6 separate regions of the Mus musculus genome follow, and all the other regions are linked to region 2. A link is a loop called in an ENCODE intact Hi-C map of the cell type or tissue named here. Cell type or tissue: heart. All regions are shown on one strand. Region 1 holds the start of Sulf1 (sulfatase 1). Region 2 overlaps Sulf1 (sulfatase 1). Region 3 overlaps A830018L16Rik (RIKEN cDNA A830018L16 gene). Region 4 has its middle 20 kb from the start of Mir6341. Region 5 overlaps Sulf1 (sulfatase 1). Region 6 overlaps Sulf1 (sulfatase 1).

What was found. Peaks named below come from ENCODE experiments on the same cell type or tissue, not always from the same donor. Only the 100,000 strongest peaks of a DNase experiment are listed, where the experiment ranks them.
Region 1: it touches region 2 in a loop (11-fold over the local background); 17 of 42 quality-filtered maps call a loop at or near these places.
Region 3: a loop joins it to region 2, with 10 times the contacts of the local background. A loop is called at or near these places in 35 of 42 quality-filtered maps.
Region 4: a loop joins it to region 2, with 4 times the contacts of the local background. A loop is called at or near these places in 5 of 42 quality-filtered maps.
Region 5: it touches region 2 in a loop (2.0-fold over the local background); 12 of 42 quality-filtered maps call a loop at or near these places.
Region 6: it touches region 2 in a loop (2.7-fold over the local background); 19 of 42 quality-filtered maps call a loop at or near these places.

Annotation. Positions count from the first base shown.
Region 1 is chr1:12,689,602-12,694,601 of GRCm38, forward strand. Sulf1 (sulfatase 1) reads left to right here and starts at 2,829. Exons shown (of 22, transcript NM_001198565.1): 1 at 2,829-3,083. In heart, no CTCF peak of the experiment used is centred here; DNase peaks (open chromatin) are centred at 2,870 and 3,790; H3K4me3 peaks cover 2,537 bases; H3K27ac peaks cover 1,875 bases; H3K27me3 peaks cover 2,274 bases.
Region 2 is chr1:12,834,852-12,839,851 of GRCm38, forward strand. It overlaps Sulf1 (sulfatase 1), which reads left to right. Exons shown (of 22, transcript NM_001198565.1): 13 at 1,262-1,478; 14 at 3,508-3,760; 15 at 4,978-5,000. Among named protein-coding and RNA genes, the nearest start is that of Sulf1, 140 kb to the left of the region's middle. In heart, a CTCF peak has its summit at 2,152 (motif pointing left); a DNase peak (open chromatin) is centred at 1,300; H3K4me3 peaks cover 1,500 bases; H3K27ac peaks cover 1,616 bases; H3K27me3 peaks cover 730 bases.
Region 3 is chr1:11,655,298-11,660,297 of GRCm38, forward strand. The region is part of intron 7 of A830018L16Rik (RIKEN cDNA A830018L16 gene); the gene reads left to right. Among named protein-coding and RNA genes, the nearest start is that of A830018L16Rik, 240 kb to the left of the region's middle. In heart, a CTCF peak has its summit at 2,597 (motif pointing right); no DNase peak of the experiment used is centred here; H3K27ac peaks cover 415 bases.
Region 4 is chr1:12,403,564-12,408,563 of GRCm38, forward strand. No RefSeq gene overlaps it. Among named protein-coding and RNA genes, the nearest start is that of Mir6341, 20 kb to the right of the region's middle. In heart, no CTCF peak of the experiment used is centred here; a DNase peak (open chromatin) is centred at 2,108; H3K27ac peaks cover 267 bases.
Region 5 is chr1:12,716,322-12,721,321 of GRCm38, forward strand. All of the region lies in intron 1 of Sulf1 (sulfatase 1), which reads left to right. Among named protein-coding and RNA genes, the nearest start is that of Sulf1, 26 kb to the left of the region's middle. In heart, no CTCF peak of the experiment used is centred here; DNase peaks (open chromatin) are centred at 2,140, 2,720 and 4,060; H3K4me3 peaks cover 1,090 bases; H3K27ac peaks cover 1,308 bases.
Region 6 is chr1:12,696,443-12,701,442 of GRCm38, forward strand. All of the region lies in intron 1 of Sulf1 (sulfatase 1), which reads left to right. Among named protein-coding and RNA genes, the nearest start is that of Sulf1, 6.5 kb to the left of the region's middle. In heart, a CTCF peak has its summit at 2,818 (motif pointing left); a DNase peak (open chromatin) is centred at 1,669; H3K27me3 peaks cover 684 bases.

The DNA of each region.
Region 1 (5,000 bases), 150 kb before region 2:
GCCAATTGCATGTGTGTGAGAGATATGGCTATAGATACAGACTCAGCTAAACTACCATCTGTGGAGGAAGAAGGGTGGAGAGCCCCGTCTAGACAAAGATGAGTGAAGCTAGGAGTGCTGGGTTTACAAGGGCTGGTCGGTTACCATGGAAACTAATTGGAGCTAATAAGTAAAGGGACATTTTAACTGTGGGAACAGAATAGGAGGGGCCATTCTTCAATATCACCGTTACCTATTAATCTTTCATTTTAGGAGCGTCCTGCCTCAGTTTCTAGGATGAAGCAATTCATTCTGCAAAGAGCTCCTCCATCCTGCCCCGTCTGACTTTACAATGCTGGATATCATCGTTTTAAAATACAATGTATTTTAAGTTTAGATCTTTCAAGGCAGATTCAACTTCACTCCTTTTCCCTTAAAAAAATAAACTGTTTGCAGATGGCAAGGCGAAAGCAAGGAAAGTAATGGAAACTTCTTAACTTCTAAACCGACACAGCAGAGCAGGGAGGCAGGGAGGCAGGGAGGCAGGGAGGCAGGGAGGCAGGGAGGCAGGGAGGCAGGGAGGCAGGGAGGCAGGCTGCAGAGGGAGGGGAGCCAGGACGTAGCCTGCAGCACCAGCCTCAGGCTTGGACTTGAGCTGATTTTCCCCATCAACAACATTTCAGAACAAGGAAAAAAAATGCATCTTTGTGGACTAGTTTTACAGTCCACCTGAAAGATGGCACGCCCTGCCACTATGCAGAACACAAGACAAGCATGGACCAGGGTCTGTAGCAGCCTTGTAATTTTCACTTTAAAACAAGTTTTAAATGGGACGAATGGGTGAAATGATCAAGAAAAGAGAAGTAATAGCTGAAATTTAATGAAAAGGTCTACAGTGGAGTGTAGACTGAAACGTTCGCATTGAAAAGCGTTTCAAACAATAATGTAAGTCAGAGACGACCCCCAGGGAAATGTCCCATGAAGGGAAGTTACAGGCACAGGGTGGATGAAACATATTGATTTAACACCTTTACAGTTTCTTAAGTTTTACTTTTGTAACTCAACTTACAGTTTAAGAGATTGCAAACTGGCTTAATAATGTCTCCGGGGTCTTTTCCATCTACACAGTTGAGGCAATGCAGAGTTCCAGACTGAGGTCTGGTGGATTAACTATTACCCACTCCTCCAAAAACAAGACAGAATAAAATTGCTCGACAGTAATTGGCACTATTAAATTTTTATGGTCCCCAGGGAAGCCTTAGGCCTGTCCTGCCAATTGCATTGTTGACAATGTCTGTGTTGCTTGTTTCTGGATGTGGGTGCTCAGGAGTCAGGGGTAGCTTAGTGAACTTGTGATACATAGTAAAGCAGACACCTCATAATCACTCTGGGAAGATAATAAGCAAACGAAGTCAAAGCTCCCACCTCCCCATCCTACTCTCCTTGCCTCCTCCTGATGACCCCGTGGGAGAGAGATCACTTCACAGAAACCCTCTCCTGTCCTCTGTGCTTTGGAAACTTGCACCAGAAGCAACTGTAAGCATCCTTATATAACATCACAGAACCTTGCGAGACAACAACAACAAGAAAGCCAATCAGCCAATGCTGCTTGTAACTGAAAAAATTATTTTCATGACATTGATATGCCAAACACAGCTACCTATCGGTAATCTGGATCTTTTAGGCTTTAGGGAAGTTTAACCCCCTCCCCCACCCTCCCCCACCCTCCCCCACCCTCCCCCACCCTCCCCCACCCCATAAATGATTGGTTTTCTCACCACAAACCTCAAAAGGTGTAATAGTTAAATGTTAGCTTCCAACAGGCACAGTTAGGCAGTAGATGGTATTTAAAATTCCTCTTTACTCTTTAAGATTATCCAAATTCCTTGGATGTCTCATGGAATTTTTGAAAGAATAAGATTTTTTTTAAGTAATGAATTTATTTCTCAATATCTTCTTATATGTAAAAAAAATCTAACACTTTTCTGAATCAGGTTATTAATGTAAATACTTTTATAAATACAATTCAGAAAACTGCATTTTGAAAAAAGTACACAAGAAGGATGTATTTAAACAACCCCAAACTGAAAATATTTCAAAGCAAAATTATTAATGAGACGCTTGAGTTACGCGGATGTAATAAGCACAATTAACTAGAAACCAATAAAAACAATTACTGGCAGAGTGTAGCCTTCTAGTACCAGGAGCTGTAATACCGAGATGGCTGTGGGTGTAGAAAGTGATTAAAAGCCACCTTTATCTAGGAAAGCATGAGTTGCTTTGGAGAAGTAGAGTGAAATGGTTTTCATTGACCGTCTCTCTGGTTTAGCCTGAGAGACACGTGAAGAGCCCAGTGAGAAAAAGAAGTTTCGGCTCAAAGCTGCGACACCACCCCCCAAGCCCTTTCAGGAATGTTTGAGGCGGCCGCCCCCAATCAAAGGGAGGCAGGAGTTTAGATTTCAAAATGTAGATGTCACATTTCAGTGCAAACTACTCCCACATTTAACACTTTATCAGCATGACAAGAAGAATCTTTTATCTCCCGTGGGGTGATGGGGGGAGCGGCTTGCTGAGGACATTGCCCTCAATAGATTAGCTGTAAAAGATTTTTAGTGTTCCTGGGCATCCCACCGAGAACCCCCTCCACCCACCCAGGAGCACAGAGACTTGTGAAAAGTAACGCACAACTGGCCACCAGAATAATTCATTCGCTCTACCTTCCCCGCCGCACCTCCCACTCCTCCTTTTGTAGCAGTTCTTTCTCTCCGAAAATCTCAGGTTACTTGGCTGGGGAGTTCTCCGACCTCCCCGTCCCTGCCCAGCCCTCCGCCTCCAATCCGTAAGAGACTCTCAGCCCCAGCAATTGGATTGGGCAGCCTGTCTTGACACAGCACTGTGCTGAGTGCTTGAGGACGTGTTTCAACAGATGGTTGGGGTTAGTGTGTGTCATCACATTCGAGTGGGGATTAAGAGAAGGAAGGCTGCCCTGCTGGAGCTGTGTGGTCTTCTCCAAGTGAGAGTTGCAGGCAAATCCAAGTACTTGGCTTTGGGAAAGAGGAGGAGGAATTCATTTGCAGCAGCCACAAGAAACGCAGTATTTTCAGGTAAAGTAAAAGACACCAAATCAATTCTCTCTCTCCTCTCCCTCTCCTCCTCTCCTCTCCTCTCCTCTCCTCTCCTCTCCTCTCCTCTCCTCTCCTCTCCTCTCCTCTCCTCTCCTCTCCTCTCCTCTCCTCTCCTTCTCTCTCTCTCTCTCTCTCTCTCTCTCTCTCTCTCTCTCTCTCTCTCTCTCTCTCTCGCCGTAGTTTGGAATGGAATGTAATGCTAGCCCAGCACACTTGTCAAAGCCGGTCCTCGCCGTTCCATCAATGCTGCTATTGTACGACTGACAGATAACAGTGCACATAGCTCTGGCTCGGCTGTCTTTGTAGCGCTAATGCTTCTCCTGCGTTGCTTTTGAAGGTGTAACGAAGATACTGTCTTCGGGAGCCCGGGTGCCTTGAGGTTCCCGTTATAGGCGCAGAAGAGTAGGTGTAGACTGCTCATCAAGGATGGGCAAGGCCAAGAAAGCGTTGATTTTAGCTCTCACCATTAAAGAGTTCACTTTAAACTGTTGCGTTCTTCTCAATAAGAAAAGATTCTTCTAAGCCGGCAGAGTCGGAAACGCTTTGTTAACCGAATTTGTGGAAGGTAGATTGCGTCGATTTGGGATGGAGCAAGAGTGGCTTTTAATCATTTCTGAAGACTAAGTCCGGGAACTCCTCAGGAGAAAAGGGCTGGCTCCCGTCGGTGCAGTCTTTGGGTCGGCTCTGAAACAAAAATACTTAGAGCTGGAAGCCAAGCAAAGAGGGGGGGTAGGGGGAAATGGCTCTCTAACGTAGCCCGGTTGCAGCTGCGGGGGAGCAGATGGATGTAATTCACTTGCAGATCTGTGTGTGAGTTTTACAAGTCAGGAAAAACTAAAGCAGCATAGCTAGGATGGATCATTAAAGTCGCTGCATTTATAGGCTTTAAACAGTGTTAATTAAATGTAAATAGATGTTCAGCCCCGGCTATAAACAAATAAACACAAAGATTTTAATTACAAGTTAGTCATTGGAAATTAATGGTCATGGGGTGCCGAGCAACAGTAAGTGAGTTGTCATCTGATGTGTGGCTAACTGCTCTGCCAAAATCACCCACCAGGATTTAATTGAATGGAATATAACAAGGGACATTACATGCAACATCTTATGTCGAAAAAAAAAAAAAGCCTTTCAAATCAGTGCCTTATTTTCTGAGGGATTAAGAAGGTATTTTTATTTTTCAAGTGTTTGAGCAAAATGGGTGAGTCTGGGTTACTTCTTGCACTGCATTCAGAGACTGACTCTTTCTGAGAAACCATATACCTGCACTGTGGAAGAACCTGGCCCTACAAGAATTGCAAATTGGATAGGGAAATCCAACTTGGTCCTTACTCTTTGCAGGTGAGAGATTTTTGTATACAACACTACATCTGGGATGTTTGCAAGTAGGAGCTATGTAATAGGTAGAGCAACAGGATGAATGCCTGGGACTCTGGTTTGACTCAAGGTCTCTAACATTCGGTTTCAGGGTTCAGTCTTACATTTTTGTGATCATACAGCTGACTTTCAAAGCTCGTTTTTTTTTAAAAAGTTAAAACAAAACCAGTATCCCAGTATGGTGCAGAGGTGTTTGTTTTTCAGAATGTCCTGGCCAAGGTTCGAACATCTTCAGGGAGAAGCATTCTCCCACCAGTGACTGAGCATTATCTGAGTCCCAATATTACATAACCAAAATGAAATAGGACTTAGTTCACAAGCTGACACCGTTTGTAATTCCATTCATTCCATATTAGTTTTACTGTGGAACTGAAGTTTCAAAAGTGAATAGGGAAAGGGAGACTAATATCTCCCACCATATCAGGATGGGAGCTCCTTACTGCATGGAGCAAGTTCAGAGCTTACCGACCAGGCCATTTGGTACCATTGTAGCATCATTTTGGGACAACATAAAGCCCT
Region 2 (5,000 bases):
ATTCACACATGACTTCTTTAGGTTTTTGAGACAGGTTTTCTCTGTGTAGGCCTGGCTGTTCTGAAACTTACTCTGTAGACTGGTCTGGCCTTGAACTCAGAGATCCGCCTACCTCTACTTCCCAAGTGCTAGGATTAAAGTCCTTACCACCAAGACAGGACTTATCTGAAATTATGTGTGGCTCAGCCCGCATGGATATTTAGAGCATACGTATATTGTGCTGGTGTCAGCTTAGAAACCTATGCATTGAAATACACACAATAATAGCACACAGGCGACACTTGTATATGGGAGGGAGAAAAGGATACATTTAACAGTGCTAGTCCTTATCCAGGCTCACTCTGTTGTCTTGCTAACATAGCTTCAAATGAAGGCCAGGATTCTTCCTACTGACCAGTGAGTCCTTTAGGGCTTGTAAGAGAAAAACTGAAATGTAAAGAAGTTATTGGGCCTTTCGAATGGAGAGGGGCTTCTGAGAGGCCTCCCGGGGTGAAAAGACATTGTTGGAACCAGAACTGTGAACTTGCTGCATTCCCACAGCTGTGGACAAAACAGGAACTAGGAACCCCAATGCGACCCCCACTACCACCCCCGCAGAGCGCATTTTCTGGGAAGGTCGAATCAGTCTCCCTGGGACCCACCACATGCTGCGGGCGTGAAGAGTTTGTAGGAGAAGAAGGAAAATCAAAAGAAAACACGATGAGTTTGCCAATGTCTGGGATACCCAGAGTTGGCTTTGCCGGTAATGGCCTCAAATTAAATTCCTCTCCGTCTTGCTCCTCTGCCACTCTGCCCAGGCTCACTTTAGAAACCAAGAGGCAGAGAACAAAGCAGGCAAGTTTGTTTTTCCAGAACAAATGGGGCAGTTTGGGGTCCTGGTGGAAGCAGCGCTGACAGCTGGCTCCGTGTTGGGACACTAAGGGTTTTAACACGGTTCATTCAAGACTGTTTAGTCTGGGGGCGGAGGATTCATTTATCAGCGCCAGTGTCATCGAGGCAGTTCTGATTCCCAATGATTTGTCATCTGTATGTGCCTGCCACAAACGAAATAGAACTGAGCAGTTACTGCAGGGTCACTTAAAAGCCAGTCCCCTTTCATTTATGCTCCTTAATGGAATTAGCAGTGAGGGACGGGGCAGGGGTGGGGGAGGGGGGAGGTGATGATGGGGGACCGGACTGACGGACACCTAGCTACTGCTAGGGTGCTTTGTAAATAACAACTGGCTCAGCATCGCCAACTGCTTCCCGCTGGCTCTTGCAGAACTGGCAGTGCATCGAGGACACATCCGGCAAGCTCCGAATCCACAAGTGTAAGGGACCCAGCGACCTGCTCACGGTCCGTCAGAATGCACGCAACCTCTACTCTCGCGGATTGCATGACAAAGACAAAGAGTGCCATTGTAGGGACTCTGGCTATCGCTCGAGCAGAAGCCAGAGAAAGAATCAAAGGCAGTTCCTGAGGAACAAGGGAACACCAAGTAAGCTCAACCTTGTGACCCCCCCCAGCCCCCCCCCACACCCCACACACATACAGCGGCAGGAGGATCCCTTTTCAAGACAACCTCCCCCGTGATTCACACACAAATGAGATGTTCTCGGTGCCTAGATTTCAGGATAAAAGCAAAAATCATTGCTCAGTTTAAAGTAAGATAGCAAAGATCAGCTAGAAATTTTACTTTGCGAGCATTTTCACTTAGTATAGAATAAAAATCCACTTAGTAACTTCCTAGGGACCAGGGCATCCACACACGCAGCGGGTGTCCCTCGGGACCAGTGGGGGAGGGTTAGAGCCATCTGACTTTACCTTCATGGTAATGCTCTAATATGCCTGCCTTAACTTGATTTAAAAGTTAAATTTTAGGTATCAATCAGTTCATGTGTGTTTAACCTTAGAGGAAAGACATGAGCAGTTTTTAAACGCATATTTTTCATGTTTTAGACTGTATCTTTAAATGTTGTCAGACGCTTGTATCTTGTTGAGTGGCAGTATCAAATTAGTTGAACTCAGTACAGCATATCCTTACTGCCTACAGGTTTTTTGTTTCTTTTTTTTTTTTTTAGTAAAAACTCTCAGGTAACTGATTGATACAGACTACAGAAAACAGGAGGAACATCTACTGAAGAATGATAGTCTACTGCCACCTCGTGGCATATTAGAGAAGTGGCTCAAATCTGTGCACATTCTATGTCTGGAAACAAATAAGTTCTGTTTAATTGGACACAAAACACTTAAGAGACTCAGAGTTCCTTAAAGCGACATTTTTGTGCTGAACAGAATAGACTAGAGGGCCATGAATTCCTTATCTAGGTGGACTGGTCTTCACTGGTTCTTAAAGTGGTTTATAGCCAGTACACAGAGTTACGGGATTGTCTTTCCTCCTGGAAGGAAATTTCACACTTAAACCTCATAAGAAAAATCACAGCTAGAATTAATAAGGTTACAAGGCCCCCTGATACAAGCATCCCACTTAGCAGCAGGAACACTGTCCCCTGCCAGAAAGTTTTCAAACTGCATCCTACAACAGGAGCAGGTTTCCTCTTTTCCTGAGGTGATAGTGGTGCAAGTCGTCGTCTGTCATGGCAGCCACTACTGCACCTGGAAAGTAAGGGGTCCTATAGGGACCAAGCTCCCCTGTAGGAAGGCTGACAGTTGCGATTCCCTCGTCTCTGTGACTCTTCTTCGTGACTTAGGAAGCTGAAGACAAGATTCCAGAGAAGTGTGCTTGGCAAAGCCCAAGCATGAAAGCCGAGGTCAGAGCTTGTACAATAACACCCTTAGCCAGGACCCAGCGGACATCAGGCAGCATCCCATAGTAGTGCACTGCAGGTGCGCAGCGGCCTTACTCTTAATATCAAGTGTTCAAAATGTTACATGGCTGATGCAAACATTCACAAATTTAGTCGTTTTAGAGCGCTGCCCTGTACTTGTGTAAATGTGCGGTGTTGAGAGGGGTCGTCTCTTTTAAAAAGCAGCTCAAGGCAGTGGTGAGGCAGTGCGTTCAGGCTCCAGGACCCAGCGTGTTCAGGCTCTAGGACCTAGGGAAAGCCCAGCAAAACCCAGTGCTTCAGTTCCCTCATGCAGAAAGAATAATAGAACCAATTCATGTTTGATAGCTCATAAGTTTTTTTTTTTTCAGTGTAAGGACCATTATGGCAATACTTTCATTTCAAGATTATGGATTCAAGATAGATAAGCAGTATACAAAGGACAGCTGAAGCTAATAACAAGCAGGGGCTATATAGTTCTATACTGACTACCTTAGCCATTCATGTAGAAAACTAAGTGTGGCAGCTTTTAGCCTGTTAGCACCCTTGACAGGACCCAACCAGGACAAGAGCATGCTTTTTGCTGCTGTGATTTCAGGAGCTACCCAGGACAAAGATGCCCCAAGGCTACTCAGCCTGCACTTTGTGTTCCTCTCTAACATTCCACGATGACCGGTGATACCATTCTCCTTCCCACCCACATCTGTTCATCCGTGGTAATGACTTTTCCTCTCATTCCAGAGTATAAGCCCAGATTTGTGCACACCCGGCAGACTCGGTCCCTGTCTGTTGAATTCGAAGGTGAAATATATGACATCAACCTGGAAGAAGAAGAACTGCAAGTGTTACCACCAAGGAGCATTGCCAAGCGCCATGATGAGGGTCACCAGGGCTTCATTGGCCACCAGGCTGCTGCTGGTGACATCAGGAATGAGATGTTGGCAGACAGCAACAATGCTGTGGGGTTACCCGCCACTGTCCGGGTGACACACAAGTGAGTCTCCTCATGTAGTTCCCAGGCTGGAGGACAACATTACCTCACGCCCCATACAATCACCATTGCACTTTGCAAAAAGAAATAGCGTTGCTCAGTAATGCAGTGTCCAAAGGCTTACAGGCACAACAAGGGACACAAGGAAGCAGGAGGAGTTAGAACCACCAGTGACCTGGACATGTGCTTTGGGTTCTGTTTCATTAGCTGGGAACCAGGCAGAGCAATCCTGTCATATCACAACTAAGCAGGCATGGGTGGAACCTCCACCCACAAGTCTGGGGACTTCTGGGGACTCTTCCATTCTCCGTGGTCCTCCAGACTTAGAGCATTACAGAAGTTGGCTCAGAGATGAAGAACACTGGCTGCTCTTCTAGAAGAGCCAGGTTTGGTTACGAGCACTCACATAGAGGTTCACAACTGTCTGCAACCCATGTCAGGGGCTACAACTCCCACGTCTGAATTCCACAGATGCCACATGCACCTGATGCAATACCCATGCACACAAGTAAAAATAAATAAGCAAACAAATACGCCCTGGAATCTGGAGGTGATCCCAGCGCTGTTTAAACTAGGCATCATGGAGTGCACCTATGTTCCCAGCCCCCGATGTTCAGCAGGATCTCCAGTTCAGGTCCTGCTTGGGATAAATGGGGGAAAAAAATGGAGAATCTGAAGGTCTAGTGCAGCAGTGTAAAGCGCTTGTCTAGCCAGAGGCTTGTCTAGATAGAGCCCCCGCACAGCCAAACAGAAGGGAAGCATCAGAGTGTCCGTGCGCTGTTTGAGGTTTTTCTTTCTGTAAAGCAAAATGATGGAGTGATGTGTTTCTGCCCAGAAGCCATTTTGAATTGTGACTTTGAAAATCCATACACATGTATCCACACGTGGAAATGCACTCTTAATCTTTTGTGTGTGCACTTGCTGACACTTTAAGAGTTTAATTTGGGGAATGGATCCTGTTCAAGGGAGGATAAATGTGGAAAAGTGTGGCAAGGTGTTCTTGGTGATAATCTTGTCACAAAGCAGTGACCCTGTCCCTTGTCCAGCCAGCGGCCAGGACCCATTCTCATTTATCCTTGTGAGGGGATCAGCTCTCAGATCAGTGTTTTTATCTACAAGACAAGGGCGAAGGGTAGAGTGCTCTCTGCTCTCTCTGGTGTCTGTCTGTGGTTTTTCTGTTGATAGTGAGCCTGTTTCCCGGGGCCTCCTTGCTTTTGCAGGTGCTTTATTCTTCCAAACGACA
Region 3 (5,000 bases), 1.2 Mb before region 2:
TCCTCACTTGCAGAGGAAGGAGGCCTTCTTACTTTGTCTTTATAAGTCACCATGATTTTCATAAAGCTCTGAGAAACTCTATAATGGCTGGAGGTGCTGCTCAAATGTTGCATTGAATGCATTGATGTGTGAATCACTAAGTAAACTAATGATTAAAGAGATAACTGCATATCTGCTACTCTACTAAATGCACAGCTCCGTTGATAACTGGTGCTGACAAAAGCCCTGTGGTCAAAGTGCATTCTTCTAACTGATTTGTCATTCAAGTAAAAATTGCTGTAAAAATATTTATCAGGTGAGAAACATTTAAATATATATATTTAAATTCTTATACATACATACACACACACACACACACACACACACACACATATATATGAATAGTTTTTGTATTAGGATTCAGAAATTAAGAAAGCATATGTATGTTGGGCATTTTTGCAACCTTATTATACATGAGTATGCAGATAAATCAATTCATTTCTTAAGGCATTTCTATTTTTAAAAATACAGTTATTTGCCAGGAATGGTGGCATAGGCTGCCTGTAATCCCATCTTGCAGGAGACACAGGCAGGAAAACCCTGTGTTTCAGGCTATTCTGAACAACCCGATAAAACCTTATGTCAGGAAAGTGTAATTAATTTCTAAAGTAACATATCTTTTTTTACTGTTTAAGTAGTCCTATGAAATATTTATAAATGCCTGCACTACTTTATATAAAAATTTAAATACTCTCTGTACTAAATGGTGCTTACTCTCAGTCTCCTCAGATCTGCCAATATCAGCAGCCTCAGGCATATACTCAATATCAGCAGCCTCAGGCATATACTCAATATCAGCAGCCTCAGGCATATACTCAATATCAGCAGCCTAAGGCATATACTCAATATCAGCAACCTCAGGCATATACTCAATATCAGCAGCCTCAGGCATATACTCTGAGGTCACACACACACTTTTTACATCACCATTTTCTTTCTCATTTAAAAAAAATTTTTTTTTCATTAGATATTTTCTTCATTTACATTTCAAATGTCATACCCTTCTTAGTTTCCTCTTCAAAAGTCACCTATAATCTCCCCCCCCCCCCGCCCTGCTCCCCAACTCATCCACTCTTGCTTCCTGGCCCTGGCATTCCCCTGTACTGGGGCATAAAATCTTTGCAAGACCAAGGGCCTCTCCTCCCATTGATGACTGACTAGGCCATCCTCTGCTACATATGCAGTTAGAAACACGAGCTCTGGGGGGGGGGGGGGTCCTGGTTAGTTCATATTGTTGTTCCTCCTATGGGGCTTCAGACCCCTTCAGCTCCCTGGGTACTTTCTCTGGCTCCTTCACTGGGGAACTTGTGCTCCATCCAATGGATGACTGTGAGCATCCACTTCTGTATTTGCCAGGAACTGGCAGAGCCTCACAGGAAACAGCTATATCAGGCTCCTGTCAGCAGGCTCTTGTTGGCATCTGCCTAGTGTCTGAGTTTGGTGATTATTTATGGGATAGATCCCCAAGTGGGGCAGTCTCTGGATGGTCATTCCTTCAGGCTCTGCTCAGAACTTTGTCTCTGTAACTCTTTCCATGGGTGTTTTGTTCCCCATTCTAAGAAGAAACAAAGTATCCATTCTTTAGTCTTCCTTCTTGAGTTTCATGAGTTTTGCAAATTCTATCTTGGGTGTTCTAAGTTATTGGGCTAATATCCACTTATCAGTAAGTGCATATCACGTGAGTTCTTTTGTGATTGGGTTACCTCACTCAGGATAATATCCTCCAGATCCATCCATTTGCCTAAAAATTTCATAAATTCATTATTTTTAATAGCTAATTAGTATTCCATTGTGTAAATGTACCACATTTTCTATATCCATTCCTCTATTGAGGAACATCTGGGTTCTTTACAGTTTCTGGCTATTATAAATAAGCCTGCTATGAACATAGTGGACCATGTGTCCTTATTACAAGTTGGAACATCTGAGTAAATGCCCAGGAAAGGTATTGCTGGATCTTCTGGTAGTACTAGGTACAATTTTCGGAGGAACTGCCAAACTGTTAAATCACCATTTTCAGTTTACCAAATTACAGCTGATTTGTATAGTACACAAAATTAAAACTGAAAATCTACTTTCAAGAGGCAACTTGAAGCTGGGCATTAGTGGTTTGTGTCTGTCATTATAAAAAAGTGGTGCAACTAGGTTGTAACTTCTAGGACAGCCTGGGCTATGTGTGAGTTCAAGTCTAGCCTGGGTTCCATAGTTAGTACTAGATCAACTTGAATTGCACAGACATAATCCAATTTAAAAAGTCATAATAATAAAGCCAGGAATAATTATTAGTAATTAGGTTAATTTACATAGGCTAATACCGTAATGAACAAAGCAGAGTTCTGTAAGAGTATGACAAAGTATTAAATTTCTCTATGAATTTATGTATTACTTTGTACATTTTGAGTCATTTTATTATCCACTCACACATGAAAATACCCAAAATGTCTTTAAAATGTATGTTATGTATTGACTTAAAAATAGCCTTGCACTGTTAAAAGTGACATGAAAGAGATAACAGAAAGCTATTGACTGATACTACTTTGTGCTATACATTCATTAGACCACCAGGGGGTGCTAGTGCATTTGCTTTGCAGTTTTCAAGCACTTAGGAAGCCCCACACAAGAAAACACTGACACAGGCTGTTAAAATGGAAACCTGTGTTATAAGTCAAAAGTGCCGCACAGTAGGCCTTTATGCAAAATGAATAATTAAAAAAACATTTCTGAAAACACATTTTTATTTACCTTTGTATAAAGTTTAAAGAACATATTAGCATATAAATACTGAAGAAAATATGAGGTGAATATGCTTCTATATGCTTCTGTGTTTGTTCTGCTTTGTTTCCCATCATGGTCACAGTGAGATTGCATACATAATCAGATGAAAACTAACCTTAGATGTGAAAGGAAAGGAAGCAGTAACGGCAGGGAGCAAGGGGGCAGGAACAAGGCTTGGGCTCATTTGCTAGGTTGTTCTACTTGAGACAAAAAGGTAAAGAATATTTAGCACATAAAAACAGTTTGAATTCTTGTGAATGGTCGAACATTGTTTACAGTGCTGATATAGGCTCTCTACTGGTCTGCCTTCATGACAGACGTAAGGAGCCTAGCACAGGAAGCAGCAAGACTCACATCAGGCTCCTGATTATGCCTGTTTAGCATTAGATCTTCCTCAAGTGATTGGCAGACAGGAAACCTAAACTACTTAGTGTTCTTCAGGCAGATGTTGAGAGTTGAAATCAGAGGGTTGGCATGATGTGATAGTTCTAATAAGGTTTAGAGCAAACCAGTACAGACAGCTTTCCTTGTTAACTGTCTTATAAGTAAGATGTAGGAGAGAGAGAGAGAGAGAGAGAGAGAGAGAGAGAGAGAGAGAGAGAGAGAGAGAGAGAGAGAGAGATTGTCATTGATACAAATGCATCAAGTCTGAAGCATTTAACTTATTAGTAGGCTTTTCTCTTTTATTGATACTTGAATGACACAGTACATGTAAGTTCAGCAAATCGCATGTGTAATTTAAATTGGATTCATTGCTTTTCTAATTATGGGGAAAGACCTTTCTTGGTGCTGCTAAAATTAAAGAAATGGACACAGCTCCTAAATGTACACCTTTGCTTGCTTTCCTGTTGGGGCTGTATCCATGTCAAGTCACAGGGACATGACATGAGCATAACAAAGGCTTCTGTGCGTTACGTTTCAGAAAGCTCAGATGTTTACAGATGATGCCCACCTCAATAGAACACAGGGCTCCCTCCAAAACTGCATAAAAAACAAGTTTCCTCAATATCGAATGATCATTACAGGTTAACATATATAAATGGCTGTTACTTTGGGCTCTGACCATCAACTCCAGGTTCCTCTCTCCACTTTAGTATTGGTGTCATAACGAAGCATGCTGCCCTGCTGCTCTCTGGTAACAGCATAGGGCTTTTCATTGGTACATCTTGAGGAGGCGATGGAGGCTGCAGGAATCAATTAGCAAATGTGGGAGCAGATAATCACAGTTTCATGGGACTTAAATTTTAAAACTGATTTCACTAAAAGTTCCATCCTTGAAACCAGAAATAGAAACAAGAAATGAGACCTGATAGTTCTTTAAATATGTTCCTTCTGGCTTTGTGTCACTCTACTCAATAGACAAACTTTGGCTAGTGGTCTGGCTTCTCTTACCTTCAAGTTTAGTCTAAAGTGTTTATTTGACTCTGATAAGGACAGGTTGGGAAGCCAAATTTCTTCTTTCATTTATTTTAATGAAGCCAAGCATTTTCCATCTCATGTCTGTGGAGTGCTCTGCAGAAGAAGAGCAGCAGCATCCAGCGTACTAACAAGACACACTGGTTCCCTTTCTGCTCACGGTCGACGGCCAGGCAGAGGCAGAAGAAACTTCCAAGGACTGATTCAAGCTTGAGTTCCAGGGGCTGGCAAGTCATGGTGTGGGTGCTTCTGGCTTCCTATCCCACACCTTGGAGTTTCAGCTGTTGCCACCAAGTCAGCACGACAGGTTTGTCTCCTTAATTCCTATGTATTGCCCAGGAAAAGCTCTCAGCCTATCACGTATGGTTCAGACAAAGTCTGTGCATTATATTCTGTTGAAGCCAATGAAGCTTGGGCTGCTTATGTTGTTTACTTTTAGAGAAATCTAAGATTAATTACTGTAAGACTCCGACTCTCACTCTGTGGTACTTACACCGAGATATAGATCGATGTAAAAGCAAGAGGTTTATTTTCCATCATTTTGGGGTCGACCTTCAATTACAACCTTAAGGCAAGTGACTAGAAGGCAACCCCAAATGGCTATTACAAGCAAATTTTATACTTTTTAGGGGTACAAGTGACATCAGCAAGGTTACAGTTCAAACTTATTGGCTAAGCATATTTACCTTTAAATCTATTGACTAGCAAGCGTGGGCAGATCATAACACACATTGGAATTCTATCTGGGACTCATTCTGAAGTTTTTCTGA
Region 4 (5,000 bases), 430 kb before region 2:
GTGCTTACTCGAGAGAGTTTATTTCTACAGACTACGTTTCTGTATTGTTGAAGGATTTCCTTGGCTTATGTTAAAACTATATTTTGCTGAGGCTATCATGGGGTTTCAGCTGGCCAAAATTTTGATTTCTCCCTCTACTTTGAAACAGTGTGAGCCATTTCTTTAATGAAAGGACAAAAAAAAAAAAAGAAGAAGAAGAAAGAAAAAGAAAAAGGAAAGAAAAGTCCTCACACTTGTCTCTTGGGGGCAGGGGTGGAATCCAAGCATTGCTGATAATGATGTACATGGGTAATTCATTTAACTCTTTCCACAAATCACTCATGCACTTTTCATATTGTCATGTAGGTGAGCCAGGCAGCATTTGTTAACTACCTACTGTTGAGAAAACACATCATTAAGAGCTGTGTGGATACAGCAGTATTGGTGAACTAGTCACTGCCCTCAAAAAAACACATGATCACAGTCCATACAAGATTGATATTTGCTTTTAGGGGAGAAGCAATATATCTCTACAGAATCTCTTATGAGGCTGGGTATCATTCTAGAATTCTCAAGGAAATGCTTTGTCCAAATGAAAACTCTAGGATTGCTATGAAACTCATAATAGATATTAAATTACTGCCCCGGGATAGATGTAAGATGAGCTGAGATCAACTGAACACTCAATGGTGAGCTGAGTTTGTCTGCTAGGGCTTGGCAAAATGTTTAATTTGATGAAGGGGAGGGGTAGATCAGGAGTATTCACTGACGACAAAAGTTGGAAATAACTTGTTTCTGCATTTGGCAGCCTGAGCTGTGCGATTCTCCTCTCAGGACCTATTCCTACAGGAAGCCTCATGTTTGGAAACACAAAAAAAATTTTATGTTTTGCTTAAAATCAAAACCACTGATGAGGCAGCTTCAAGTCTTTCTTTCTCATCATTTTCTACAATTAAAAAGATGTAAAACTCATGAAATTCTCGTTTTTCTGTTTTTGTAGACTGTGCATCTTTTCCATCTTTCCAGACTGTATCTTTTGCTTAAGTTGTAGGTTAGTTAAAGGCTGGCTGCCAATTTTAATAGCAACATACACTGGTGGTGCCCCGTACTGATCAAAATGACAAATAGTCTAGATCTTTTGCAGCCATTTGTCTAAGTATTGTGGAGCAGAGTCCCATCACAGGTCTTGTATTGGTGCTCTTATGAGCTAAATCAACTGTGATAATCTCTCTCAAAGTAGTTCTGTATGGGAATCTGTGTCTCCACCAAAGTCCTGCAATTCTACCACTCAAAACAAGAGCTATCACCACACTAGTGAAAACAAGTAGTTAACACACACTGCATTGATTTGGCCTTTTAAAAAAAGAAGTTTTTTTTCACGTTGAAATAATCTTAAATCTGCAAGAGAATAGCAAGGATGGTCCAGAAATATCTCAGCTGCCCTTCAGCCATCATCCCTAACATTATCACTCTGTTTAATCAAAGAATTCCCAAAGCAAGAAATGGATGTGGATGCATTCCTAGTAAATGAACTAGAGAACTTATTCATATTTCATCAATTTTTCCCACTTATGTTCTTTTCCTTTCCCAAGATCAGATCTAAGATCTTACTTGACATTTGGGTCACTTTCCCTTAGTCCCAAACCTAGTTCTTTGGATGGCGGGAAAGGCGTCTTACGGGCAGTTCTGGTTCCGAATTGATTTCACTGATGCCATGGAAAATCTAGGCTTGTTCTTTTCCCATGAAGAAAGCTGTTATTTCTACGTTCAGTTTGCTGTCCATTTTTAATCTCATCTAACATTCTTGAGATTTTGGAAGGTAACTTGATTGTACTAATTGAAATCTCTTATTTTCCTTTTGACCTCTTAAAAATTGCCATTACCTGAGAACCTCAACTCATGATAAGCAAAGGAAGTTTCTGGAAAGAACAGATTTTTATATTCTGAACCTGTGCCAGGAAAGAGTTTTAGGATGTTTGGTGGGTGTGTACTGAACTGATGTGGGTCCTGGGAAAGTAGTTCTTATCAGGAGGAAACACAGATCTACCCAGCCCTATGATTGCTCATTCGTGTACTGTCAGGAAAAGTGAGCTAAGGACTTTGGCTTATTGCTGGGCATAGACCCCCTGCACACAGGATTTTTCCACCTTAAACTTTGAGGAGATTATCATCTCAGGAGTCATGTGTGCAGAGTCAGGTCTTGGGCACATTTAAGCAATGCCACCAGAGGCTGCCAAAAAACGCACACTGACACTAAGTGATTGGATCCTGTAACAGTTGGTATGTTCAGGCCAACACACACCTCAACCTTCTGTATGCCAGGTTTTTGTGGATAACCCCTGAGCAGATGTGTCTGCTGAGATATTTAGCCTGGCTAGTAATTGGTAACTCCTGAAAGCCTCCTCCTGCAGGGGAAAGTTTGCAAGGTAGATCTTTCTTTCCCTCCTACTGTTTAAGCAATGCAGACTGTCAAATTATACATAGCAGATGGATTATAGTGTGTCCTTTTAGTGACAGGAAAAGCTGTTTCAACATCCTGGCAAAGACAGTGTTGACGTCAAGATAAGATTCCATTGCTTTTCAGTTCTCTTGAGGAAAAGTCTACTTACTTGGTCTGGTGCAACAAGTCACTACAAAAGCTTTCAGTTGTTCCGTGCTGTAATGAAATGACTGGTTATTTCATTAAACCACTCTACCAGGAGTGCTTACAAGCATTTTATAATTACATGTGCGGCTCTGCTAAACTGGTTTGTCTTGGTGGTATATAGGAAATTACAAGTTGCATAAAATTTGTCTATAAGTCATATTGGCATTGTTGGGAAAATGTTCTGTGGATTTAAAATAAGCGAAGGACAGCCGTCTCCCTCTCTTCACTAGTGCCATTAAGGAAACTGAAGTCTTACATTTCCTGTGCCTTTTTTTTTTCTTTAATTTTTATGCCCTCATGTCTTTCCTTGTTCTCTCCCCATGGCTGTTGTCTTTTCTCTATCTTTGTTCTTTCTGGAGATAGCTTTGATTTCTCCCTCATCAGTCATTCTTCAAGGAGTCTCTGACCTGGCTGCAGCTCGACTAGATAAGCTTCAAAGGACTGTCACTAAACTCTGCTATCTGCCGAACAAATAAATGAAAGAAGAATCATATATATATATATGGAAGCTCTTACATTTTCTCAGCCTCTACTGGATTTTTTCCTTTAATCAATTCTGATTTGGGGGGAAAAAGTACTTTCAAAGTGATAAGAATAGTCATTAGAATACAGCTCCCTCTGTTTTATAACCCAGAATTTAATCTCTTACTGTCCTTCAGGAACTTCAGTTGTTTCTTTGTTCTTCAAATAGCTAGTGAGTCACACCGATCTTCTGTTGAATGTGCCTTCCATCTACCTCTTATTTGCCTTTATTTCTACCAGAACCCTGGGACTGCTCTTTTCCAGGCCTCCAGGCCTTGGCAATTACTCAGTGGTTTGGCCTGTCCTGGTCTTTTCCTAACCCCTGCTCTCCTCTGCTAAAATTACATCTGAAACTCATGCTTTCATATTGAAAGTTACCTGTCCCAAATCATATATCTTTTCAGGAACCTTAGCATGGAATTTATCTACAGGGCTAATTAGAGCAGACACAGACTCTACTGACTTTTAAGTTAGAGACATAGTTCCCTGAGCTCAGTCAGCCCCTTGGGCTCCTCTCCCTCACCTCCTCCTTCCCACTTGGAGCCTCAGCTTCTCTAATTCTGTTGTGTTCCCCGAGTTTCATTTCAAAATCTGCAAGGAACTTCTGAGATCTACATTGTCATCTCTTCAGAAATCTTTAAGCCTGCTCCTTCCCAAAGCTTAATAAAAGCCATTCATTTCTTACAAAGTTGAACTTAGTACCTTCACAGAAAATTAATGAGCAGCCCTGTTAACATTACTCCTACAAACATGTAATATCATTTAAAAGACTTCTTAGTATTGTGTCTCATTCCACAGATGCCTCATCCCCCAAGATGTAATTATTGTAGTTTATTTACTGTGATATAGATGTGATAGTGAACTGAGACCTTGAGAGTACCCTTCTTTATGATGTTGCCAAACAATTTCCAGAAAAGTCTTTATTACAGAGGCCATCTCATTCCTCCTGGCTGTTTAGCCACTTTCTTAAGCACTTCCAGTTAAGGACTGATAATATTCTGACTACACATTCCCCTTGCATTCATGTCTACCAATACCCCACATGCCACCCCTAGCAATAGGCTTTCAATTTGTGTTGTATGCCTTGCTTTCCTGCTACTATGCTGTCATTACCACCTCTATGTTTTAGCTTTCCACCCAGAAATTTACATTTTAAATCTCAGAAATCTACCCAGGCCCCCTTAAAAACCTGCTCATTGTAGCCCATTCTGGTTGACTAAATACTCTCTAAATATTCTCTAAATACTCCCAGTGAAGCTTATCCTCCATGAATGGTGATATGAAGGTGGAAACTTTGGGACAATTCTGCCATGGGAGCTCCACCACCATGAAGGAATCAATGCCATTGCTGTTAGAGCAGGCTAGTTAATCTCACTGTGTGGAACTCTCCAGTATATTATATCACAGCCGGAAGACTCTCATCAGATTCAGATCTTTGGTTTGAAGCTTCCAAGCCCCTACAATGGAAAAAAAAATTATATAAATTATTCAGCCTCTGGGATTGTTTTAACAGGAAAAATATAAATACAACAAAGTACCAGAAAGTCTTACATGTGTTGTCACTTATGACATTACTACCTATGCATTCCACTACATTATTATTTGAATTTATTATTGTTCACATATCTGTATATATTTCTGTCATATATAACTTATTTCTTGGGCTGGAGAGATGGCTCGGCCATTAAGAGCACTGACTGCTCTTCCAGAGGTCCTGAGTTCAATTCCCAGCAACCACATGGTGGCTCACAGCCATCTGTAATGAGATCATATGTGTGATCTGGTACGTCTGAAGACAGCCAACAGTGTACTCACATAAAATAACTCATTTCTCAAGCATACCATGAAATTC
Region 5 (5,000 bases), 120 kb before region 2:
GAGGATATCATCCTGAGTGAGATAACCCAATCACAAAAGAACACACATGATATGTACTCACTGATAAGTGGATATTAACCCAGAAACTTAGAATACCCAAGATACAATTTGCAAAACTCATGAAACTCAAGAAGAAGGAAGATCAAAGTGTGGATACTTCGATCCTTCTTAGAATGGGGAACAAAATACCCATGGAAGGGGTTACAGAGACAAACTTCAGAGTTGAGACTGAGGAAGGACCATCCAGAGACTGCCCTACTGGGGAATCATCCCATAAATAGCCTCTCCCTTTTAAACTTACATTCTCAATCATTTACACATGGGAATTCTCAGTCATTTAAACACGGAAGGGGAACCACAAACAGGTATAAGTCTATTTCAGACATACCCAGAACAACCAACCTGTGGGTAGGCTCTTCCATAACTCAAAAGACACAGGTGAGATTCAGTCAAGCTGTAAGATGGATTCAATGCCATCCAGATTTGGTTGTTCATACCTTTAATAATCAATGGGGAGGCAGAGGCAAAGGAAGGTAGAAAATCTCTGTGAGTTCCAGGACAGCCCTGGCTACAAAGTGAAACCTAATTACTCAAACTAATTCAGTAAACTCAGTAAGGTACGGACTGCAGTTCTGAGCTGACTCGGGCCATCAGCAGGATCGGACAAGGAGGGAGCTCTGGGAACAGTAGCAAGATGCGTTGTGGACACTAAGACAGGAGAGAAATTGGGGTGAGCTTTTCCAGGGGAGCAGAGATTTTAGATTTTAGGAGCCAGAATGTGAGTGTAAGGTCCTAAACATAATGACTGTTAAATCTACCTGTTGAGAGTGATTCATTTTCTAAGATGCTGCCGGGTAGGTGATACTGGAGGGCGGCACCGGAAGGGGAAAATTACTGTACAAACACAAACTGTGAGCTTTAAGTGACAGGATAGGAGTCTTTACCCCAGAACGGGAATGCTAAGAGCAGGCAAGGGTAATAATAATCTCTCAGCGATTAAGAGCACCGACTGCTCTTCCAAAGGTCCTGAGTTCAAATCCCAGCAACCACATGGTAGCTCACAACCACATGTAATGAGATCTGACGCCTTCTTCTGGTTCATTTGAAGCCAGCTACAGTGTACTTATGTATAATAATAAATAAATCTATGGGCCGGAGCGAGCAGGGACTGAGCGAGCCGAGTTGACCGTAGAGAGTGGGGTTGTCCTGAGGAAGCAGAGGTCCTGAAAATTCCTAACAACCACACGAAGGCTTACAACCATCTGTACAGCTACAGTGTACTCACATACATAAAATAAATATATAAAATCTTTTAGAAGGAAAGAGAGAGAGAGAGACAGAGAGAGACAGAGAGAGAAGGAGGGAGGGAGGGAGGGAGGGAGGGAGAGAGAGAGAGAGAGAGAGAGAGAGAGAGAGAGAGAGAGAGAGAGAAAGAAAGAAAGAAAGAAAGAAAGAAAGAAAGAAAGAAAGGAAGAAAGGAAGAAAGAAAGAAAGAAAGAAAGAAAGAAAGAAAGAAAGAAAGAAAGAAAGAAAGAAAGAAAGAAAGAAAGAAAATACAACAAAAAGCTAAGAGATGAGGACCATGGTGGCAGGGAACTTTCTCAGATGACTCTGGCTTTGGGGGTGGGGAGTTGCTCTCACAAAGGAAAGAGCAGGGACCCAGACAAGTTTCAAACAGAACTCCACAGAGAACAGGAGATTCTCTGCAAACCACCATTAGGAAAAGGAGACCAGGAATAATGAGAACAGAGCACCGGGTCCGGGTTTAAGAACGATCAGTGTTTACAAAGTACTTGGCCTCAGGAATGCCTGGTTTTCCAAAGCCCACATCTTCCTCATCCATTCAGTCCTGCCACAGCTACCTACTGTACTGGATGCTCCAAGCGCCAGAACCGCATGCCTGGAAACCCTGACTCCCTCCCCGCCTCCTCCCTCCCAGCCGGCCAGCTGCAACTCAGTTTGTTTGCGGAGGTTTGCATACTCCTATTGGGTTGCCTGATGGTGGTTTTTTTTTCCCAGTCAGTTCAGCAGTGTCCCGAAATTCACCCCCAGTGGAACTTGTGCCTCTGCTCCTCCTCTTCTTGGAACTGCCTTTTGTTTGTCTGGCAGAGCTGGGTCTATGGGGGTGTGTGATGATAATAATACGCCGGGCTTATATAACTGCATCTTGCAAGCACTTCGCAGTCAGTCCCTAATGAATCTTGGAACTGGTGTCAGGTCGGGCAGTTTTATCTGCAAGTTGGAAATCCGAGGCCCAGAGGCCAGGAGAGAGGGCGGCTGGGATCAGAGGCCAAGCCTCCCTCCCTGGCTCCTGGAGCCCCGCAGAGGTCAGGGCGATAAGGAACAATGACTCTCCCATTCAGGAGGAGGAAGGAAGTCCCTGCTGCCACCTAATCTCTGCTCCTCTGCTTCTCCCCTGCTCCCGAGCCTTTTCTCTAGAGAAGACTTTCAAGGCGACTTTTGTAAGTATGATGATCTACTTTTGCTGAAAAGAAAACAGGTTTTCCTTTCTGCCTCTTGTTCAGTTTATGGTTTTGTGATCCTACCCCTACATGAGATGCTTAGATGATGGAAAACGTGTCTCTAGCCAAACTTCACCACCCTCCCAGTTTGGGCTCTCCTAAAAATACTAGAAGAGAAAAAGATTTCAGACGATAATTCACTTGACAAAATAACACCCGGAAGAGGCTCTTAGATTGACCAGTGCATTCTAGTCTAGCCTAGCCTGGCTACATTACAAGCAGGCTGGCTCCAAGTCCTTACAGGAAGGAACCTGGTTACTCACTTGGTTCATTGGGCAATGCAGAGATTGTAACTGTCTTCATTTTCAGTTTCTCTGTTTCGGCTACTCACAATTTCAGGTAAATATAATTGCTTGACGTTTCTTTTTATACTATGAAATAAACTTTCACAGGAGGCTTGAAACTTCTGCTGGCTTCTGTAAACATAACAAACACAGTGACTTCAGTGGGCACATTAGCTTTCATTAATTTTTTTTCACTGTAGACCAAATGGTTCAATATTAAAGACGCATGGACAAAAGCAACTTAAGTGCTGGCAAAGCCCAGAGCCAAATTATTAAACTTGCTCTCCATAAAGAATGCATCATTCATAAAATATTCAGCTCGGGGATGTGGCATGTGGCTTTTAGATGTCACCTCTCTCCAGCCCTGTAGAGCAACAGAGTGAGGTGCATGCTCTGAACAGGTAGAACTACTGTTGCTAACGGAAGGCCGTGGGAATAAAGTTCTGTTGGAGGTAATTGTATAATTTGCATTGGTAAAGCCATGACTGTATCTCCTCATATCATGAGAAATGGAAAATTATTATTACTCAATACTGTTTTGTGAAAGAAAACTTAGAAATCTACAAGGATGCCTAAGGTTGAATGCTCTAAGCATTGTGATTAATCCACTAAGCTGTCATTTGCAGCACTAGACAGACTTGTGTCCTGTATAACAGAGTTGTGCGTATGTGAGTAGCTCTCTCTCTCTCTCTCTCTCACTCTCTCTGTGTGTGTGTGTGTGTGTGTGTGTGTGAGTAGCTCTCTCTCTCTCTCTCTCTCTCTCTCTCTCTCTCTCTCTCTCTTTTATGTGCAAAATGGACCAAATAGAAAGATTCCTTGTCAAGTTTTAAAGATTTCCTTTAAGTCAGATGTGGTGGAATGCCTGCAATTTCAGCATTCAGAAACCTGAGCCAGGAGGATCGTGAGTTCAGGACCAGCTGAAGATACATGGAAGAGCTTGTCACAGGAAAAAAAAAATGCAAAAACGAATAAGTCAATTATTTCAATTAAATTTAAAATTCTTATTTAAATTATATTTCTACTTCAAATTATCTGTGACTATCAAGAAATTGTAAGATACAATTGAAGCTGAGCCCTAGTTCTCTTACCTCTACATTGGGATGAAATCCATCAACATTCTATGTCAGGCAGGGTCTACAAAGACCAGCCCTGTCATGTCAACCTTAGCCTCAGTTACAGCAGAGGGGACACAGGCAGATAAGATTCAAGTCGGAGTTTGTGTCACTGTCACCTGAGGACCAGCAGTAAGATAAGGCAGCAGCAAGACCTCTAGGAAATGAGCCAAAACTCCACATCCCCAGGGGATGAGTGTTGGAAGGACGAAAGGAAGTGCACAGAAAAGTATCTAGTGCAGGAAGAAATACAGAAAAGTATCTAGCAAGGAAATCATATAAAAAAGTATTTAACAAGGAAGTAATATAAAAATAATTATCTAGCACGGGAAGTAATGTAATATAGAAAAGTATCTAGCATGTAGTTTGAACACTGCGCTATTTTAGTACATTTGGTGCTTTCCTATTTGTTCTTGCTTTCATCTTTTTTAAGATTTATCTTTATTTATATGTGTGCCTTTGGACCTCCTGGAGCTAGAATTACAAGTGATTATGAAATACCTGATGTGGATGCTGGGATTTGAACTTGGGTCCTCTGGAAGAGCGAGCAGTAAGTGCTCCTTCCAAAGTCCTGAGCCATTTCTTTAGCCCCTGCTTTCGTCTTTTACTTCACTTCTTCGATGGATAGATGGCACGCTGTGTTAAGCAGTAGCAATACTCAGGTGGGTAAAGTGTCTCGTCTTGGAAGAGTTGTTGTTCTGAGGAACAGATCAAAACAACAGATAATCCCATAATAGTTAGCTTTTTTTATATATCTGAAAAGGAATTGTGTTCAGGATTGAGAGAAGATGCCCAATTCAGACTGTTACTTCTGCCTGAGGAAGCCAGGACCTTTCACAAGGTGATGGTGATGGGCTGGGCTTCAAACAATAAGCAGCTGACGGGAAGAACTTTCCAGAAAGGAAGAGCACTGATGAACAATACAGAGAGGTAGACTAGTCTATGAACTAGTCATAGCCTGGTTATTGAATCCAAGAGAGATATGTCAGCACAATGTTAATTCTAGTGAGGCACACATCCACAGACGAGCTTCTGATCTGCAGTTTATAGCTCCACCAGAATATATTACTAAGAAACTTGCA
Region 6 (5,000 bases), 140 kb before region 2:
AGCTACACTCTAAGGCCACATGGTTCTTTCTGGTTCTACATTCATAAACCTGTGTATGAAAAGAATCATTTCACTCACCCCCCTCTACTTACTCATCTTTCAGAGTTTTAGCTTGATCTCTACATTCTCCCAAAGGCCCCCCATCCACTCACACTAATGGGAGCCTTCCTTCTCTCAGTGCTGGTCCTTAGCTAGTGAGTTATACATGGCTCTTCAGGTAAGGTGTAATGTTTTACATTCATCTCCACATAGTGTGTTCTCCAGCTCACAGAGACACTCAGACATTGAAGGAGCTTTCTAGTAACCTCATTCAGAGCTGTGAGTCAACTCTTAGTGCTTTCTCCTCATCTGTCCATTACAAAGGAGGAACAAGCATGAAACTCAATTGATTTTATTTTAAGAGCCCTTAGGGGAAGCAACACTTGTAATCAAAATGTGAAATTATTGTCCCAAGTCGAGATCGTTAGGTAAAAAATTTCCATTTACTTCAACATCCCTTGATGACTCTGATAGGAGTTACACCTATGACTTGCCCCTCTGTCACTTAAAATACCAACTATGGCTGTAGATCTGGATAGTCCAAGCCCATTTTCTAATCCAGAGATGATATTACTTGTCTATACAACCTTGAACAGGGGAACAAACAATGGTTAGTTACATGTCTGTAAGATGGATAAAGGGTTACTTAGAATGTTGTGAATAAAGCATTCCACATCTATTAATATATCACAGCATATCCACTATTGGATGACTAGGAACCATGACCCACAATGTAAGAATGAGTTGTCTCCGTCACTCCATAATTCCTTCTATCTCGGCCTGTGCTCTACTCAGCATTTCCAAAGGCAGGGGAAATAGAGATGGGAGGGGTGGAAGAAGAAAGGTAGTTTGGACCATGCATTGATGGATCTGTGAGGTCCACCCTCTGTGATGGTTCTGTGAGCTGGTGATGCTGCTTGGAAGAGCAAGTCCTGGGTTCAGCACTAAGGATAATAAAGGGCACGGGCAGCCAAAGCAGACCATTCTACAAGAGCCCTTCTCTTCCTTCTGACACATAATCTAGAAAGAAACCAAGAGGGTTTAAGAAATGGTTCAGGTGTTAAGAGCACTGGCTATTCTGTCAGAGGATCCAGGTTCAATTTCCTATATCTATACAGTGGCTCCAGTTTTAGGGAGTCTGGTGCTATAGTCTAGCTTCCATAGGCATTCAGGCAAGCAATTTAAAAACATACAGGCAGACAAAACACATAGACACACACACACACACCAGACTAAATAAACAAAGGATTTAGGTCAGGCTTCCAGAAGTAATTGGTTAAGAAAAACAACGTGTAGGCAAGACAGAGAAGGAATCACCACCTCTAAAATTTAACACAAAGCTGCATGCAGTCAGCCTGAGTCCCTCGTTTGTTCCCGGACTCTGTATTTACCAGGGAACATGGAATCTTCCATTGCCACTTTTTTTTTTTTCGGGAAGTACAACAGAGCAAGAAATTCTCTCACATAAGCTTTGTATTCCACGTAACAAAATGTGCTTGTGGGCGGACACTGGTCATTTGACACATTTTCAGGAGCCTGGAAAGGTCAAAGGGCCTTCTTTCCACTCTAATCTCCTGGGCTGCCACTGCAGTAGGCCAGGAACTGGGAAGAAACTACAAACATCACCCCCAACACATCCTACCTCTCCTCCCACTCCACTTAAAACTCGATGCCCCGCCTCTGCGAACTCCCTTCCCCTGCAGACTTGTCTCCAGAACTTTGAAAAAGAACTGACTCCTAATTGCCTGGCTCGGTTTTCAGCTGTACCAGCCAAGCTATTCAACTTTGCCCTCAAAATATGTGGCTCCTGTATTCCCAATTAATAATGTACTAACGTCTTATTAATTTATAAAAGGCTCTATTTTCAAAGTTCAAACCTCGCCTGATTTGGTTTTCCCTGAGATTTTATTGTGTAGCCTAGGCTGCCCTGAAACTCAGGCTCTTCTTGTCTCGGCCTCTCAAGCTCTGGGATTATGGAGATCTGGGGTCACACTGTCAACATCCACTGTAATATCTTTTCTTGGTTCTACTTTTTGTTTGTTTTTAACAACATGAGTGCCAACATGAGAAACACTTTCTGTGTTTCTAAGGTACAGAGTGACACACCTCTGACTAGCTGCAGTGGCCAAGGCTGGGTCAGACACTTTGTTTCTGCATAAGGAGTCTTCATTGTCAAAGGTAGAGTCTCCCAAAATTGATCTGGAGATTCGTATTAAACAAATCGCATCACCAGGTTAAGACTTAGAACCAGGAGGAATCTGGGAACTGCCAAGAGCCAGGTGGCTCTTGTTTAAATAAAGAAGGCTGTCCTGAGGCGGCTCAGTGGGTAAAAGCATTTGCCACACAAGCCTGGCAACCCTAGTTCAATTTTCAGAACCCATGTGAAAATAGAAGGCGAAAACCAATTCCCAAAGATTGTTCTGTGGCAGCACACTCATGCACACTCAAGCACACACACAATAATAATTAATACATTTAAAAGAAAGATTTTCCTTGGGAGAGCTGAGATTATTACAAGTTCAAAAGGCTAGCCTATGCTACATAATGAGCTTTCTAAGGTTACAATGAACTCAGAAGCTTTAAGGAATTTTCTAAAGAGAACTGTGTATTATAAGATGGAGAATCAACACTGAAGCACCCAATTATATATAATTTGAGGGCTCAGAGATAACTCAGGGAGTAAGAGCCCTTCCTGCTCTTACAGAGGGCCTGAGTCCCAACACCCAGACAGCAGTTGCAGCTCTCTGTAACTTCAGTTCCAGGGAGGTAATGCCTTCTTCTGGCCACGCTGGGCATTGCATGCACACATTAACTCTTACACTACACACAGAAATAAAAATAATATTTTTAAAGTATATATTTTGACATGAGAGAAATCAGCCCTGATATTTTTCTTCCCCTATGTGTGTAGTTTTGCTTTTGTTTGATTTCTCCTGTTTTAAGCTTTAACCAATTCTTAGGTTGCCACAGGTCTAGTCTTCACCTGATATACAGATTGTAATTGTGAGATCCTGCTTCTGTTGTTGCAATGAGCTGAACTCGTGGTTTTGGCTTATTTTTGTTTGTTACTCTTCTTCTATATAGCGTTTCCGCTTCAGAAACTACAGAAAAGTCCAGAAGTGGAATGTTTCAAGAACTTGGGAAAATCTTTTATTTCTTTAATGAAGGCTCTAATACCATCCAGTCTATCTCGTTTTTCTGGGCAGTTATAACATCCCTTAAAAAGCAAAGTGGAGCCTGAATGAGGGCTTTCAGGTCTTCACTCTGCTCCTATGACAGAACGTTCTAACTCAGGTAATATGGCTGGCTGTGTTAATTCCAAGTGCTGTCCTAGGCTGCGAGCTTCAGGAGAATCGCATGAGCTAGGGAAAGGATTATTTGGATGCAGAGTGTGTCCTTATTGATGATACTTTACAAGTGTGAGCCTGTGACTATTATTTTCAAAATGTGTACCACAAATATAGCTTAGCTCCCATCCACCTTTCCACAGCATAACATGCTCCCTAAAGAGACTTCCTGCCTGTACAGTGCCTCCTCCTTAACCTTCACCTGCCCACAAGTAATCGTCTAGTAAGCAGAAAGAAAGAGCTTCCTGGAGGACAGATGGGCTGGGCAGCATCCAGGAGTTTGGGAAAGTTCAGCTTTCATCTTACAGAATGCACATCCCAGAAGGAGAAGCCCCCACAAATCCTGTTCTGCACCCCCCCACCCCCCAGAGCTTCATGCTGGTCAAAGCAAGGAAGGTTTTTGGAACGTGACAGATAGTAAAGTTGTAGGATATGTACTAGTTTTTATTTGGCATACCCCAGACTTCCCATGAATTATTAAGTCTTTTCTATCTCTGTGTTTAGGGAAATAGGAGTGCACTCATCATGAAACAGAGCAGACTCCACTTTCTAGCTGTGGCTTCCATGTTCTAACAAAGAGTCACATTCGGACTAACTCAATAATGGGTAAAATCTGCGAACACAGGCTGACAAGATGGCTCAGCAATTGTGCACTCATGTATGGCCCCCTGCACCCAACACACACACACACACACACACACACACACACACACACGCACGCGCGCGCGCGTATTCTTCTCTTGCAAAGGACCCACGTTCAGTTCCCAGCACCTACATGGCCATTTACAAGTGTTTACAGCACCAGGTTCCAGAGAAGCAGATGCCCTTATCTAGCTTACTTGGGCACCGCAGGTATGTGGCCTGCTTACATCGTGCAGACAAAACATTCATAAATATGAAAATAAATATTTAAACTATGTGAATGTAAATGCATACCAATAGAGTCCAAACTGACAAAAATCTAACTCTGATCATTGATAGATATGAAAGAGGAACCCAACCTATGTTTGCAGAGCTAAGACATTTCCCCTTAGACTAAAAAGAATCTTTTCTAAGATTAGAAACAAGAGGGGCAAGGAGAAGAAGGGGGAGAGGGGGAGAGGAGGGAAAAGAGATTATTGATTGGCCAATAAAATTCTGGTATTTCTAAGTTTGGGAAAATAATGACTTTTCAAGTCAGAACACCAAACTACTTCTACAAAACACTTACAGTTCTCTTCTTTCAGTTAAGATAATGCTGGTGGAAAGGAATGTAAATTTAAAGCAAGTCCAGAGGCAAAAGAGATAAAATATTTAAGTTGCTTCTACTCATAAACCTTCAGATTTTACCATGGAAGAGCTTGATTGATAGCCTCTTACAGAATGTATAAATGACAAGTTTTACAAATGATATACACACCCACAGACTCCTTTCTTCCCTACAAAACAAGTAGTTCTTTAAAAAAATGTTAATTGGTGCATGGTAATTGGACAAATTTGTGGAGTCAAGTGTGACATTTGACCCATATTTATAATCTGCAATGATCCAATCAAGGTAATTAACATACAGCATAGTTCTGAATTTTAAGATTTGGGAACACGTTCCCAAAGGAAGTTGCTGTGCACCCAAGCCTG